Regions from separate parts of the Homo sapiens genome. Here region 1 is linked to region 2. Evidence: chromatin contacts called from ENCODE Hi-C or POLR2A ChIA-PET data. All regions are on one chromosome and are shown on one strand. The core of a region is the stretch at or near the end of the contact, and the rest is flanking DNA. Distances in the headings are between cores, read along the strand shown. Region 1 holds the start of HDAC8 (histone deacetylase 8). Region 2 holds the start of FTX (FTX transcript, XIST regulator).

What was found. Hi-C counts contacts between places; a loop is a spot of excess contacts on that map. ChIA-PET counts read pairs that join two places held with the same protein, here RNA polymerase II (POLR2A). Pooled maps may share reads with other maps.
Region 1: a map of OCI-LY7 shows a loop between it and region 2 (7-fold over the local background). The contact joins the promoter of HDAC8 here to the promoter of FTX in region 2. A Hi-C loop is called at or near these places in 1 of 168 maps with a recorded cell type or tissue (OCI-LY7), 2 of 37 single-sample maps with no recorded cell type and 9 of 50 pooled maps. POLR2A ChIA-PET finds 5 or more read pairs at or near these places in 1 of 52 experiments (Caco-2).

What each region holds. Positions count from the first base shown.
Region 1 is chrX:72,571,439-72,578,677 of GRCh38, reverse strand. HDAC8 (histone deacetylase 8) reads left to right here and starts at 5,835. Exons shown (of 11, transcript NM_018486.3): 1 at 5,835-6,027; 2 at 6,569-6,621. The coding sequence starts at 5,917. RefSeq lists an enhancer at 5,743-5,872.
Region 2 is chrX:74,291,484-74,298,430 of GRCh38, reverse strand. It overlaps FTX (FTX transcript, XIST regulator), which reads left to right and starts at 4,857. Exons shown (of 7, transcript NR_028379.1): 1 at 4,857-5,079. LOC124905199 (a long non-coding RNA gene) reads left to right here and starts at 5,835. Exons shown (of 2, transcript XR_007068266.1): 1 at 5,835-6,673. RefSeq lists an enhancer at 5,603-6,393.

The DNA.
Region 1 (7,239 bases), core at 4,586-7,085, 1.7 Mb after region 2:
ACATTTCATAATATGTTAGATAATATATGTAAAGAAATGCAGTTTAATCATTCAAATACATACCCACTCAAACAAGGCTTACTAAATTCAAGCGGGCTTATTGACATCTGTAGGGAACATTTTCTTTTCTTTTCTTTTCTTTTCTTTTCTTTTCTTTTCTTTTCTTTTCTTTTCTTTTCTTTTCTTTTTTTTTTTTTTTAAGACGGAGTCTTGCTCTATCGCCCAGGCTGGAGTGCAGTGGGGTGATCTCGGCTCACTGCAACCGCTGCCTCCCGGATTCAAGCGATTCTCCTGTCTCAGCCTCCCGAGTAGCTGGGATTACAGGCATGCGCCACCACACCCAGCTAATTTTTTTTGTATTTCTAGTAGAGACGGGGTTTCACCATGTTGGCCAGTCTGGTCTCAAACTCCTGATCTCAGGTGATCCGCCTGCCTCAGCCTCCCAAAGTGCTGGGATTACACTCGTGAGCCACCGCGCCTGGCCTGTAGGGAACATTTTCTGATGAATGAGTAAAACATTTTTACTCAGCCTTTCAATTGTGTACAAATGGTGCTTCTTCCCTAATGAAGGGTATTTTAAAACAACTTGTTTTTCTAAATATTAAAAATATTTGGCAGAATCTTGTTTGTTTATACTATTCATTAGCCTTTTCTATAACAGGATTTATCCAGCAAGGATGAACATTGTCTCTACAGTTCCATCCTGGTTAATGAAATTTTACTACATTCTGGGAATCTTACACAACTGGTGGGGCAAAAGTTGTTCTTCACCACAGCTGGCAAAACCTCTGCCATTCCTTTTTCTACTTACCAAGTACCTAGTGTCTGCACTAATGCAGTGGAGATTATTTTCCACATGTAGTCTTCATTTCCTTTTTATTTATTTAATTTTAAAAAAATACAGCCATCAATTTTTATTCTTATATTTGGTAGACATTCATTTCCTTTTTAACTTGAGTAACCTCAGGTGTTGGTTTGTCCAGGGCAGCCCCCATTTATGCCTGTTTTACTGGCATAATTATCAATAGCACTGTGTCACTCTCAAAAAATGTCTCAGTTTGAAAGATATGGTCACCCTATATTTAGCAGATGTGTGATTTCTTTTAAGGCTAAGCCAAAAAACCAAGAACTTATTCTCAAACCACTAGTAGTACTTGTGCAGTAGTGGTATGGGGGTAAGGATGACAGTAGGGGGAAACTCCCTTCCCCACCAAATATAGAAATATTTGGCATAATGGCTCTTAAATAACCAATATTTGAGCACATACCAAATGCCATTGTTATATAGGCACTTAGCGTGAGCCATTTTATCTTCACAATTGCCATGTAAGATAGATACTGCCATCTTACAAGTAAGCTACCTGAGGCACTGAGGGTTTAAGTAAATTGCCCCAAATCAATCATCTAATAAGTGATAGAGCTGGAAGTTGAACCCATGCAGTCTGACGCTAGCGATCACATTCTCAACAATGACACTCTCCAAGGAAAATGACATTAAGGGGGTGGTGTGACAAGGGTCAGTTGAAGACAGTTGAAGTGTCACTGGACAGATAGTGAAATGAGCAGAGAAGACTCTGCTCATTCACTGAAGGGTGGTGCCCTTGTAATGTGTTTGCCTCCCCTTCTGGGGAAAAGCAGGGGAAAGCACCAAAAAAATATGGCACAGCCCAACCTGAACTTACCGGTTCGAATGTTACTTTTAGCAATAATGATTGAGGAAAGTGAGTCAAGTAACTTGCCCTGGGTCACCACCCTAGCAAGCTTTGAAGCCAAGATTCAACCTACTTCCTGTGACCTCAAGTCCTCCAACTGCAAATAAAGTGCATTGAGAAGGGTTTTCTTCCCAGTTTAAGAACCATATGGGTGTTACGAATGTGGAAAATTGAGGTGAGGGACCTGTGGCATGATGTGTGCTCTTTCTTAACCATGAGCAAGCGTCTAGCCGCCCTTTGAGATTAGCTGCAGGAATAGGTTGCCAATTCCAGAGCATTGTGCAACAATTTATCTTTCTCCATAGCTGAATCATCTTGCCACATTGCATGGGGTACTTGGATAGTGTTTCCAGTTTAGAGCCATTCAGCTATTTGTTACTAGATCAGAAAGGACACATGAAACAATACCTTTTCATGTCATCCAAGAAGAGTCCAGAATTTAGGGTATCAGTTGGCCAGTCTATCTCCTGCCCTCTTTCCGCTGCCTATCCCTGAAGGCCCAGAACAAGTCTCATTTCTCCTTATGTTGCCCGTCATCATGATCTCACCTTTCAGTCAACTCCTGTAGCTTCTCCTGTCTATAAACATGTGCAGTTTTCTCTTATCTTAAAAAAATTTCTGGGCTCCGACGTCCCCTCAAGCTGTTAGACTAACTCCTTCCTTTCACAATCACATTTTTTCAAAGAGGAAGCTACACTTAACTGTGTTGGCTTCACTTCTTAAACCCCCACAATCTGGCTTCCTCCCCACCTCCTGTTTTGTTTTGTTCCATAGGGCACCAGTGAATTTCTAATGACAAAAAGGGGTCTTTGACCATTCCTTGTCTTCTTTCTGACATCTTTTTCTCCTCTAAACTCTTACACACAGGCATTTCCAAAAATGACACTCTTCTTCCTAGCTCAGAGGTCTTCACCAGAGTCTGGGGCAGGTTTTGTGACATGATCTGATTTACTTTTTTTTGGAGGTTCACTCTGGTGGCTGCAAAGATAATGGGTTGTAAGGCAGCAAGAATGGAAGCAACGCCCAGGTTGATACTGCAGAAAGTCTAAGTGAGAGATAATAGTATCCAGACTAGAGTGGTGGCAGTACAGAGTGAGAGAAGTGAATGTATTTAAGGCATGTCTTGGACATAGAACCAATGGAAATTTCTGATGGACTGGATCTGCAGGTGAAGGAAAGGAAGAAACACAAATAACTCCCAGGTTTCTGACTTAGGCAACTGGATAGATGTTGATATCTTTACTGAGCTATGAAAGATAGAAAAGGAGTGGAAAGAACTTGGGTGGGGAAATTGGGAGCTTGGTTTTGAAAATGTTGTTGGATATGACTGTTAGGCATCCCAGTGGAGAAAGCCACATCCCTTGCCTAGCTCAGCCACTCTTATGACTTCAGTTTTCTCCTCTTTATATGGAAAAGTGTGTGTGTGTGTATCACTGCAATTGTTTAACCCACTAATTTCTGAAACACTTTTCAACACTTTTAAAATCAGAATCTATGTCTATTCTGCCCTACTGTATGAGTTCTTCCTCCCGATTGCCCTCTTTCTTATATTGCTACCTCTAGTCTTTTCTTTACCCAGAGTTTACATTTAAGAGTTTTCAGCAACCCTTTTCCATCTTCCTCCCTCTCACCAATATCCAAGTAATAAAAAAGTCCTGTTGAACCTACCCTGTACATTATTTCTCCTTTGTTCCCATTGCCCCCACCCTAGTTTAAAATCATTATCACTTCTTATTTGGACCATTGTGGCACTCTAACTGCCCCTAGCCTTTTAATGACTAATCTTTCCTACACACTGCTGCTATAGAAATCTTTTTTCCTTACTATTTCTGTCTAAATATGTTTTCCCATTTCCCACAGAATGTAGTCTATTCTCTTTAGCCTGGTATTCAATGTTCTTCATGATCTGGCCCTTTTAGCTAAACTCGACTAGAAATTTTCCCTTTTGTGTTACTGTTTATGCTGTTCATTCTAGTCAGCATGCCCTCTCCTGGCTCCCATCTTCACCAAGCAAAATCTTGCCCACCTCCTAAGACCCTCTCAAATGCCATCAAAGATGAATTCTAGTTACCATTTATTAAATGCCAGTTATTTAGTACTTAATGCTTATTTATTAAGTAGGCTAAGCATCCTACATTCATTGACTCTGCATTGCCTTTGGTTTCTTGTGTACTTGCCCCATCTTCTGTATAAGAATGCAAATTCTGGCTGGGCGCGGTGGCTCACACTTGTAATCCCAGCACTTTGGGAGGCCGAGGCGGGCGGATCACGAGGTCAGGAGATAGAGACCACGGTGAAACCCCGTCTCTACTAAAAATAAAAAAATTAGCTGGGCGTGGTGGCGGGCGCCTGTAGTCCCAGCTACTTGGACAGGCTGAGGCAGGAGAATGGCATGAACCCGGGAGGCGGAGCTTGCAGCGAGAGGAGATCGCGCCACGGCACTCCAGCCTGGGCGACAGAGCAAGACTCCTCTGTCTCAAAAAAAAAAAAAAAAAAAAAAAGAATGCAAATTCCTTGAGAGCAGAGATCACATCATAATTTACCTTTGAATCCTCAGCTGTACTGTACACTTAATATCAGATAAATGTTTGATGAATGAATGACTGCAGAGCTTTTAACTAGTTACTATGGGAAGACATAAATTAAAGAAACATAAGATCTTACATTCTAGTTACAGAGCACATCACCAAAACACCCCCAAGATTTTCAGAATAAGTATTGAAGGGATACAAAATGGAGGGTGAACAAAGTTATATCATAACACAAAGTCATCCTGGACGAATCAAGTTTATATAATAAAGGGAATGTTCAAAGGCTTCAGTGTCAGGCTGACCTAATTTTGAATTCCTACTTATCTGCTTGTTAAGTATGTGATTTTGAATGTTGTTTCTCTAAACTGCATCTGTAAAATGGGTGTATTGCAACCTCCTTTATAGGACTGTTGCAAGGATGAAATGAGATAATATGGCCAATGTGCATGTCACAATCTTCAATAAATGTTTAAAGTCTAAAAAGCAAGCCAGACTTTAAATATAGTAAGGATATTAGGTTGTCCCAGTGGTGTTAGTCAGTCAGTTTAGGTTGCCATGAGAATTAAGATCCTGAGCACTGGCCAGCTTGTATCAGATCATAGGGGCCTCCAGGAACCTCCAAATGCTGATGGTAATTCTAAAACCGCCTCAGATAGTCTTAAACTGGACCCTCACACCAAACCTAAAATATTTCCCTAATCTATGTTTAGCTGCAGAAACAAGAGGAGGTAGGAGGAGAAGAGCTGCAGTTTCCAAACACCACTGCTTGCAACCTTCCTACCACATGAATGTTCAAGGAGTTACATTTGACATCATTGCTTGATCGGAATCTACCAAGCAATTTCCACTGCACCAGCCAGTCTCTTGGGAAAGTACTATCAGATTTGCCAGAGTAAATTATTGAGATTGTTAACTCTCATGTGGACATGGATAGTTAATGATGAAAAGAAATGAACTATAAAATTGCATCACAGAATTTACTGTGTAAACTTTTCAAACCATTTGTGCCATTAAATAGCGCCCCCACCAAAAAAAAAAAAAAAAAAAAAAAGCCTATCCTTAGGATAGGCAGCTGATGTAGCTGGATGGTGGGGGCTCTAGGTGGCCACGTTCTATCTGTGTTTATATGGTTAAATGGATGAAATGGATGTGTTTGCAGATTGAAACAATTCATAAAGAGTTGAGGCTACTTTTTTTTTTTTTTTTTTTTGGTCTTAGCGCTGAAACTAAAAATCGCGGTTATTTTAGTGTTTAGCCCCGGCTCTTCCGTTGCTCAAACCTCCGGAAACTACATCTCCCAGCATGCTGTGAAACTGGTCTGACTTCATCTCAAATGGCCCCGTAGGGCAACAAGGATGGTTAGTTTTGACCCTACTTATTTGTGCCATAAAAACAATCGATCCTAATTGACAGCTATTTGGACTTTTACATCTGCCAAACCCTTTTCCTTGAACTGTGGTCACTAAATGAGGGGAGTCTGGTCTGGGAAGTCCCATCCATTCCTTCAATAGGATGGGGAGCGGTGATAGTGTCTCCGGCGATCTCAAGAATAGGAGGGAATGTTGACCAGGGAGCACCGCTGCGGCCGATCAGAGGAGCAGGAACTGGAACCCTGGCCGAGTCCGAAAAAAGCCAGATCTGGAAGGTGGCTGCGGAACGGTTTTAAGCGGAAGATGGAGGAGCCGGAGGAACCGGCGGACAGTGGGCAGTCGCTGGTCCCGGTTTATATCTATAGTCCCGAGTATGTCAGTATGTGTGACTCCCTGGCCAAGATCCCCAAACGGGTAAGGGAAGTCGGGATGAAAGACCATGGGCTTTGGGGGTGGGGGTGGGGGCGGTGGACGAAAGAGCGTTAGGAAGCGGAGAGGACACTGGGCTGGGGGAAATCTTCAGAAATTTCGAGTAGCTGTATCAGATACCTAAAGCTGTATCAGAAGGAAGTGTTCTCATATCGTTTCTGAGAGCGCAGCATGTCTCTTCGGGACGTCCAATGGACAGGTAGGAGTGGGGGAGGGGGTACGGAGGAGGGGAGAGGACGCAGTTTCCACTCATAGGGGACCGCTGAAGTCGTGGGAAAACAAGCTGCAGGGGGAAGGTGTTCCATCACCTGCCTAAGGCCCGGTAGCTTTCACCTTAGTGATTTTGATACTTTGTATCTGTATTGTCTAAAGTGTATTGTAACTGTTAACAGAAGGGAAGCCAGTTGAAACAAAATTAATCCGTTCCTTTGTTCAGGATGGTGAGATTGACGGGGATTTTGCTGAATTAAACTTTAAAGAGACTATTTCTGCTTTTCTTTTTTTTTTTTTACGCTGATGTTTTTAGGCCAGTATGGTGCATTCTTTGATTGAAGCATATGCACTGCATAAGCAGATGAGGTAAGTTGTCTTTCTTGAACATAGCCCTGAAGCTAGGTGTTCGTAGCCTTAATATCCTGCTTCACAGTGGGGCAAGGAAAAGAATGGTCTTTTGAAAAAATTATTTTAGCTTTCTGTGAAAGTATTCACAGTGTTTGTAATCTGCCTGTAATCCCAAGAAAGCTCTTGAAGAATTAAGAAAACTTGGGGGGCCGAGAGCATGGCTCACGCCTGTAATCCCAGCACTTTGGGAGGCCTAGGTGGGTGGATCGCCTGAGGTCAGTAATTTGAGACCAGCCTGCCCAACATGGCAAAACCCCGTCTCTACTAAAAATACAAAAAAATTAGCCGGACGTGGTAGCGGGCGCCTGTAATCCCAGCTACTCGGGAGGCTGAGGCAGGAGAATCGCTTGAACCCCGGAGGTGAAGGTTGCAGTGAGCCGAGATTGCACCATTGCACTGCAGCCTGGGCAACAAGAGTGAAACTCCGTCTCAAAAAAAAAAAAAAAAAAAAAAAAAAAAAAGAAAGAAAGAAAGAAAAAGAAAAGAAAACTTGGGACAGGGGAGTGGAAAGTGCAGGAAGCAGTTAAGGTTCATTAGAAATACAGCTCGATTGCTTGGTTAAGTATCCCAGGGGTA
Region 2 (6,947 bases), core at 3,608-6,107:
TAAGGTTTTGCCATGTTGGCTACGCTGGTCTTGAACTCCTGGCCTCAAGTGATCCTCCTGCCTTGGCCTCCCAGAGTGCTGGGATTATAGGCATGAGCCACCATGCCCAGGTAACCTTTTTTTTCAAAGTCACAAAGAACACACCAGTTCTTCTTGTGCCAGAGGAGATTAGTACTATCATGAAAAATTAATGGACTCTAGGAAGACAAAAGGTACTTCTTGTTTTCCAAGTTGTTTTACATTTTTGTAATGGTAGCTTTTGGAAAGTTAAGGCCAGTCCCATGTCAGATTTAGTCAACATACAATTTGGCAAGGTAAAGCTGAATTCAAGGGACTGAGAGAGTCTTCTTGACTACCTTTCCTTCCTGTGCCACAACCTCAATTGAGAGTATTCATAGGTTTCAGGAAATCTGTATTAGTCATGGTTCTTCAGAGAAAGAGAACACCGTGTGTGTGTGTGTGTGCATGTGTGTGCGTGCACACACACACACATGCATGCATGTGCGTAAAGAGAAAGAGAGAGAGAGATTTTAAAGAATTAGTTCACATGACTATAGAGGTTGGCAAGTCCAAAATCTGCAAGGTGGGCTGGCAGCCTGGAGCTCCAGGAAAGAGCTGATACCGTAGTTCAAGCCCAAAGGCCATCAGACTGGGAACCTAGAGAAGAGCCAATGTTGCAGTTCAAAGGCCATCTGTTGGCAGAATTCCTTCTTACCCAGAATAGGTCAGTCTTTTGTTCTATTCAAGTCTTCAACTGATTGATGAGGCCGACCCACATTATGGAGGGCAATGCTTTATTCGAAATCCATTAATTTAAATGTTAATTTCATCCAAAAGCACCCCTCACAGAAACATCTAGAATTATGTTTCACCAAATATCTGGGCATCGTGGCCCAGCCAAGTTGACATATAAAATTAATCATCACATCCTCTAGAAGAAGCCCAGTCTCCTAAGAAATGTATAGGATGGGGGAAAAGAGAAAAATAAAGTCTCAGATGTTAGCTTAAAATGAGTGGATACAACAGAGGTTCCCAAATTTCTTCCTTACCACTCCTTAGGAACGGCTTGTGAACTGGGAAGTTTAGACAAATAGGTAGGCCTAGGACTCTAAGTATTTTACAGGGTTCAAGATTTACCAGCTGTGTCTCTTTTTCTTTTTTTCTTCAAGATGGAGTCTTGCTCTGTCACCCAGGCTGGAGTGCAGTGGCTCGATCTTGGCTCACTGCAACCTCTGCCTCCTGAGTTCAAGCAATTCTCCTGCCTCAGCTTCCCGCATAGCTGGGATTACAGGCACCTGCCACCATACCCGGCTAATTTTTGTATTTTTAGTAGAGATGAGGTTTCACTGTGTTGCCAGGCTGGTCTCAAACTCCTGACCTCGTGATCTGCCTGTCTCGGCCTCCCAAAGTGCTGGGATTACAGGCGTGAGCCACCGCACCCAGCCCGTGCCTTTTTCCTGAATTTCTCTTCTTAAGGGGCCATGGTACATTATGGAAGTTTTTCAAAATAAAGAGACGTGGAAAGAGTAAGTAACTCAATCTGTAAGAATTATGTGCTGATTTCAATTTTATAATACTTTCAAAAAATGCAATGTTGTCCATTTATTAAAAATAGTGAAGATAATTAATAATTAGGGGCATGGAAAAGCAGTGAAAACATCACAATATTGTATCTATAAAATGTTGATGTTTGTCTGTGCCATTGGTAAATAGTGTTGGTGGGGGAAAAGTTGAGTCTCTTATGCATTGAACCTTTGGGGTAATGTGTAGTGATTTCCATATGGCTGAGCCTAGGACCAAGCTCCTTGCCTGAGATGAAGGTAGAAGTAGAAGTTCCTTGGAAGAAACAGAACTAAATCTGTTTGCTGATGAATATTCATCTGTGCATGGTAAAAACACAGCCTCAAACACAAATATAGTGTCATAAAAAATGTTAACGTTAGGCCAGGTGCAAGGGCTCCCACCTGTAATCCCAGCATTTTGGGAGGCCGAGGCGGGCGGATCACGAGGTCAGGAGTTCGAGACCAGCCTGACGAACATGGTGAAACCCCATCTCTACTAAGAATACAAAAATTAGCCGGGCGTGGTGGCGGGCGCCTGTAATCCCAGCTACTCAGGAGGCTAAGACAGGAGAATCGCTTGAACCTGGGAGGCAGAGATTGCAGTGAGCCGAGATCGTGCCATTGCACTCCAGCCTGGGCCACAGAGCAAGACTGTCTCAAAAAAAAAAAAAAGTTAATGTTAAAACATTATATATACATTTTTTCTTTTTCTTTCTTTCCTTTTTTTTTTTTTTTGAGATGGAGTTTCACTCTATCACCCAGGCTGGAGGGCAGTGGCATGATCTCGGCTTACTATAACCTCTGCCTCCCAGGTTCAAGCGAGTCAGCTGCCTCAGCCTCCCGAGTAGCTGGGATTACAGGTGCCCGCCACCACGCCCAGCTAATTTTTGCATGTTTAGTAGAGACGGGGTTTCACCATGTTGGCCAGGCTGGTCTTGAACTCCTGACCTTAACTGATCTGCCTGCCTTGGCTTCCCAAAGTACTGGGATTACAGGTGCGAGCCACTGTGCTTGGCCCCCACCTCTTTTTTTTTTTTTTTTTAAATAGAGACAGGGTATTGCTATGTTGCCAAGGCTGGTTTCGAACTTGTGGTCTCAGGCAATCTTCCTGCATTGGCCTCCCAAAGTGCTGGGATTACAGGCATGAGCCACCACGCCCAGCCAAAACATTATATATTTGAACAAAAATCATAAGAGAACACAAAGATGCTTGCTATGGTTTGAATATGTCTCTCAAAGTTCATATGTTGGAAATTTGATGCCCCATGTGGTGGTGTTGGGAGGTGAGGCTTAAAGGGAGGTGTTTGAGTCATGGGGGCACCACTCTTATGAATAGCTTAATGCTATTATTGAGGGAGTGGGTTTGTTATTTCAGTAGTGGGTTCCTTATTAAAGGATGAGTTCTGGCCCCCTCTTGCGCGCACTCTCTCTTTCTCTATCTCTTTGCCCTTCCACCATGGGATGATGTAGCAGGAAAGCCACTGTCAGATGCCAGCTCCTCAGTCTTGGACTTCCCATTCTCCAGAACTGTGAGGAAATAAATTTCTGTTCTTTATAAATTGCCGAGTCTGCAGTATTTTGTTACAGTGGTACATAATGGACTAAGACAATACTAATGGGTATGAAGTTTCTTTTTGGGGTGATGAAAATATTCTAAAATTGATTGTAGTGGTGGCTGCATAATTCTGTGAATATACTAAAATCCATTGCATTGTACACTTTAAGTTGGTTAACTGTATGATATGTAAATTATATATTAATAAAACCATTAAAACAGAAAAATAACAGAGATAAGAGCATTTGTTAAAATAGTGTTGTAGAATTTGGGGTAAAATTTCTTATATTTTAACTTTTGTGTAATAATAAATGATTATTTTAATTTAGAAGAGGTTCTTTGTACCACTGAGATTTCGGCATTTCTTTTTTATTTAATGCATGCCTATTTCTCTTTTTTCTTCTTCATATGCACATTGTTGTATAATTTTTTGGGCGTATTATATAACAAATGCAAACCCATTTTTCTCTGAATAATGTTGATATAACATTCTTAAGTTAATTTGAGAGGATGGTGATGTATAAGTTTATGAGTTTTAGGATTTATGAATTTGCGGGTCTCAGTTTTTGGTATTTCCAAACTGGCTCTTTTAGAAAGCAATAAGAACCAGACACCAAAGTAAAACATAATAAAGAGAAACAAAATATTATTTTGTATTCTTTCTAGTTCACACCCAAAGAGGGATCTATTTCAGAGCCTCTTAAGTAAATAATGCCATTTCCCTCAAAATTAATATTTGAGTTCTTACAGAAGACAAGAACAGGCCTTGTAGTAAGCAGTGAAGGACATTGAATCTCATTTTTAATGTCCAGACAATACCAGGGTTGTGAATAGAAAGAAAAGAGCTTTCCATGTTGGTGGTCTACTGCCTCTTACCCCCAAATTGATTGAACACTTTTGCAGTTTTTGTTCTGGTTCCCTGTCTCTGGATCTTCCCTGTGGGTCATCATCAAAAAGGTGTTCTCTTTGCCCAAGACAGGCTGGTTGAGCTCACCCTGAGAGCTGCTTTGGAGAGGATGTGTGGAAATATTTTTTTTCTTTTTTTGAGATGGGGTCTCACTCTGTTGCCCAGGCTGGCAACATCATAGCTGGCACAATCATAGCTCACTGTAGCCTCGACTTCCTGGGCTCGAGTGATTCTTCCACCTCAGCCTTCTGAATAGCTGGGAGTACAGGTGCGCACCACCACGCCCGGCTAATTTTTGTATTTATTTGTAGAGACGGGGTTTCGCCATGTCACCCGAGCTGGTCTCGAACTCCTGAACTCAAGGGTTCCGTCCACCTCGGCCTCCCAAAGTGCTGGGATTACAGGTGTGAGCCACCGCGCCCGGGCTACAATTATTTAAAAAAAAATTTTTGCGGTAATTTTTACAAATTTCAACATCAGGCATAGGAGGAGAGGAGTAAGAGGCCCAAGAGGGCTGCAGACTGGCAGGGAAAGTGAAGAATTGAAGGGTAGACCACTAACGATAGCAGAGGAAATAAAGGTAGATGGTGGGCTAAGAATAATGGGAGAGGGATTGACGAAAGAAGTATGGGCTGAGGGAGGGATGATGGTGGAGGCCAGTGTGACCGAGGGGAGGGGAAAGGTGGAAGAAGCAGAGTGGGATAGCGTCCTGGGAAAGAAGTGAAGGAGGTCGGTGGACCGCTAAGGGTTAGACTCCTAGAGGCTGGAGAGCGGCGCGTGGGGGAGGCGGGGCGCGGAGGGGGGGTTAAGGGGCGTTAGCAGCGCATGCGCTGGAAGCACACTGCGGCGATTCTGGAGAGGTTGTCCTTTTCTGGCATCAGCGTTGCGGCTCGAGGCAAAGCTGGTCCTGTGCCTGCTGTCCATTGCCGCTAAGGCCTGCTGCTGCCATTCAGGCGTGTCTCTCTCTCTCTCTCTCTTTCATGCCGCTCTCTCCACCCCATCTTGGGACGGCCAGCTCTAAGAATTCCTGCTACGACACTGAATTCAACCAGGAGGTAAAGGAACGATGTAGGGGAAGAACAGAACATGGAGGGCGGCGGAGGGAACTTGGGCCAGGAAGATCCTTAATTTGTGCATTTTTCCAGTTCACGGGAGGAAAAAATGGAATACGTTACAGGCCCCAGTTTTCCAAAAGGATGTTGAGCATTTGCTTCCCATTGTGAAAGGAATGCGGGTTCCTTTCCTCTAACTAGAGTCAAGGCACCTGAGCATCGGTGTTTTCCATAATGTTCCCTGTTTAAAACATTTGTGGTTCGTCATTTGTAGCAGATGTATTTAAAGGGCGAGGCCTTAGGATTATGTTCATCCGATGGTTTGTGAAAGTTTTCCTTGCCTTTGTTCAGGTTGACCGGTCTTATGTGAATCCTGGGGTACTCTAGCCCCCTCCCTTGGAGTTGGGACCGATTCCATCTAGATCTGGGATTCACTCTGATCACCTGCAACGCCTTCTTTCCCCGATTCAACTTCCCTAGTTTATCGCATCTACTCGCATTAGGGAAGGCTGGTAATGGCTCTCCTTGGGCACTGGGGCAGAATTGTGGCGAGAAACACGTCCAGATAGCATCAGGCATGCATACTGTATACAAATGGGAGCAAGAAGAGAGAGGACTATCGCGGTGCGCAGGGTATTTGAGAGGCTGGATGAGGAGGCGCGGCGCCGAGGGGCGGCGCTCAAGCTTACAGTATTTGAGAAGACCTGAGTTAAGGGGACGGGCTCCAGTGGGGCGGGGGTGGGGAGAGGGAGGCACGCATGCGCAAGGCTTGAATGGCGTCGGGGTTGGAGGGTTGGAAGGTCGGGAAGTGAAGGACTCGCAGGCATATTTAACAACGCAAAGTTGCTAGGAGTTGGTACCAGCGTTTGGGAGGTAGAGGTGGCGCTCATGCATATTTGAGACAACATCTGGATGGTTGGGGAGAACGGTAAGGAGGAAGCGGCGCGCATGCGTATTTCAGACGGAGTGCCGGGGAGGGGAGGCGCTCAGCATTCGGGTAATTAAGGTTGCAAAATGGCGAGGGGGGAGGTAAGCTGTCTTTGCTTGGCCATCTTGGGCTAGCAGGCCTTGCAGAGAACTACCTTTTTAGCTGAGTGAAGGGATCAACCTGAGTTGGAGTTCTCCTATGCTGTGGCCAGATCCACTAGAAATTAACCCAGAATCTTAGCCTCTCAGTGGCCTATCGGTAAGTGGGTACAAAAATGAGGAGGCGATGATGACTCTGCAAAAGGTTGCGGCAGCTGGCGGTGCGTAGGAAATGCGTAAAAAGGGAGCACTTGGAGACAGGCCACATTTGGGCAGTACGCATTCGGAGGGCTCTCTGGCTTTCCGATCTTGGGTCGCTGTACTTGGCTCTGAATACAGTCACCCCATCAGAGTAGCAAAACACTGTGGTTGTAGTGTGAGAATCCAATGTTAATGTTGGCCGAAAGCTCTTGATTTTCTTCCCTGAGAACATAGGCGTGAGGATTTGGATGTGTTTCCAAATGCTTGTTACTCTTTGCCGTAAACCTGGAATTTGGACCTATGGCTGCCTGGGACTCATACTGTCGTGGAGAAAGATTGAAAAGTAGTTAATGGCAGTGGTGGTATGAAGGTAACCTGGGCTTTCACCCTTTCCTTTATTTTTTCTTCTGTAGAACTTTCAGCACGGTTTTGTCAAGGGAGAAGATTAGAGTTTCTATTTTAAAGGCAGATGTACTGTCATGACTCTCTGAAGACTTGCTGTTAATCGCTAAAACTAGTAAGTTAGCACTTAGATACAGACATAGTTAGAAGGAGCACAGGATTAAAAACTGAAAAAAACATCTTTTCCCAGTAATCCTAGCTATTATTTCATGGTGGTCCTTTTCCTTCTCTGGGCCTATTTC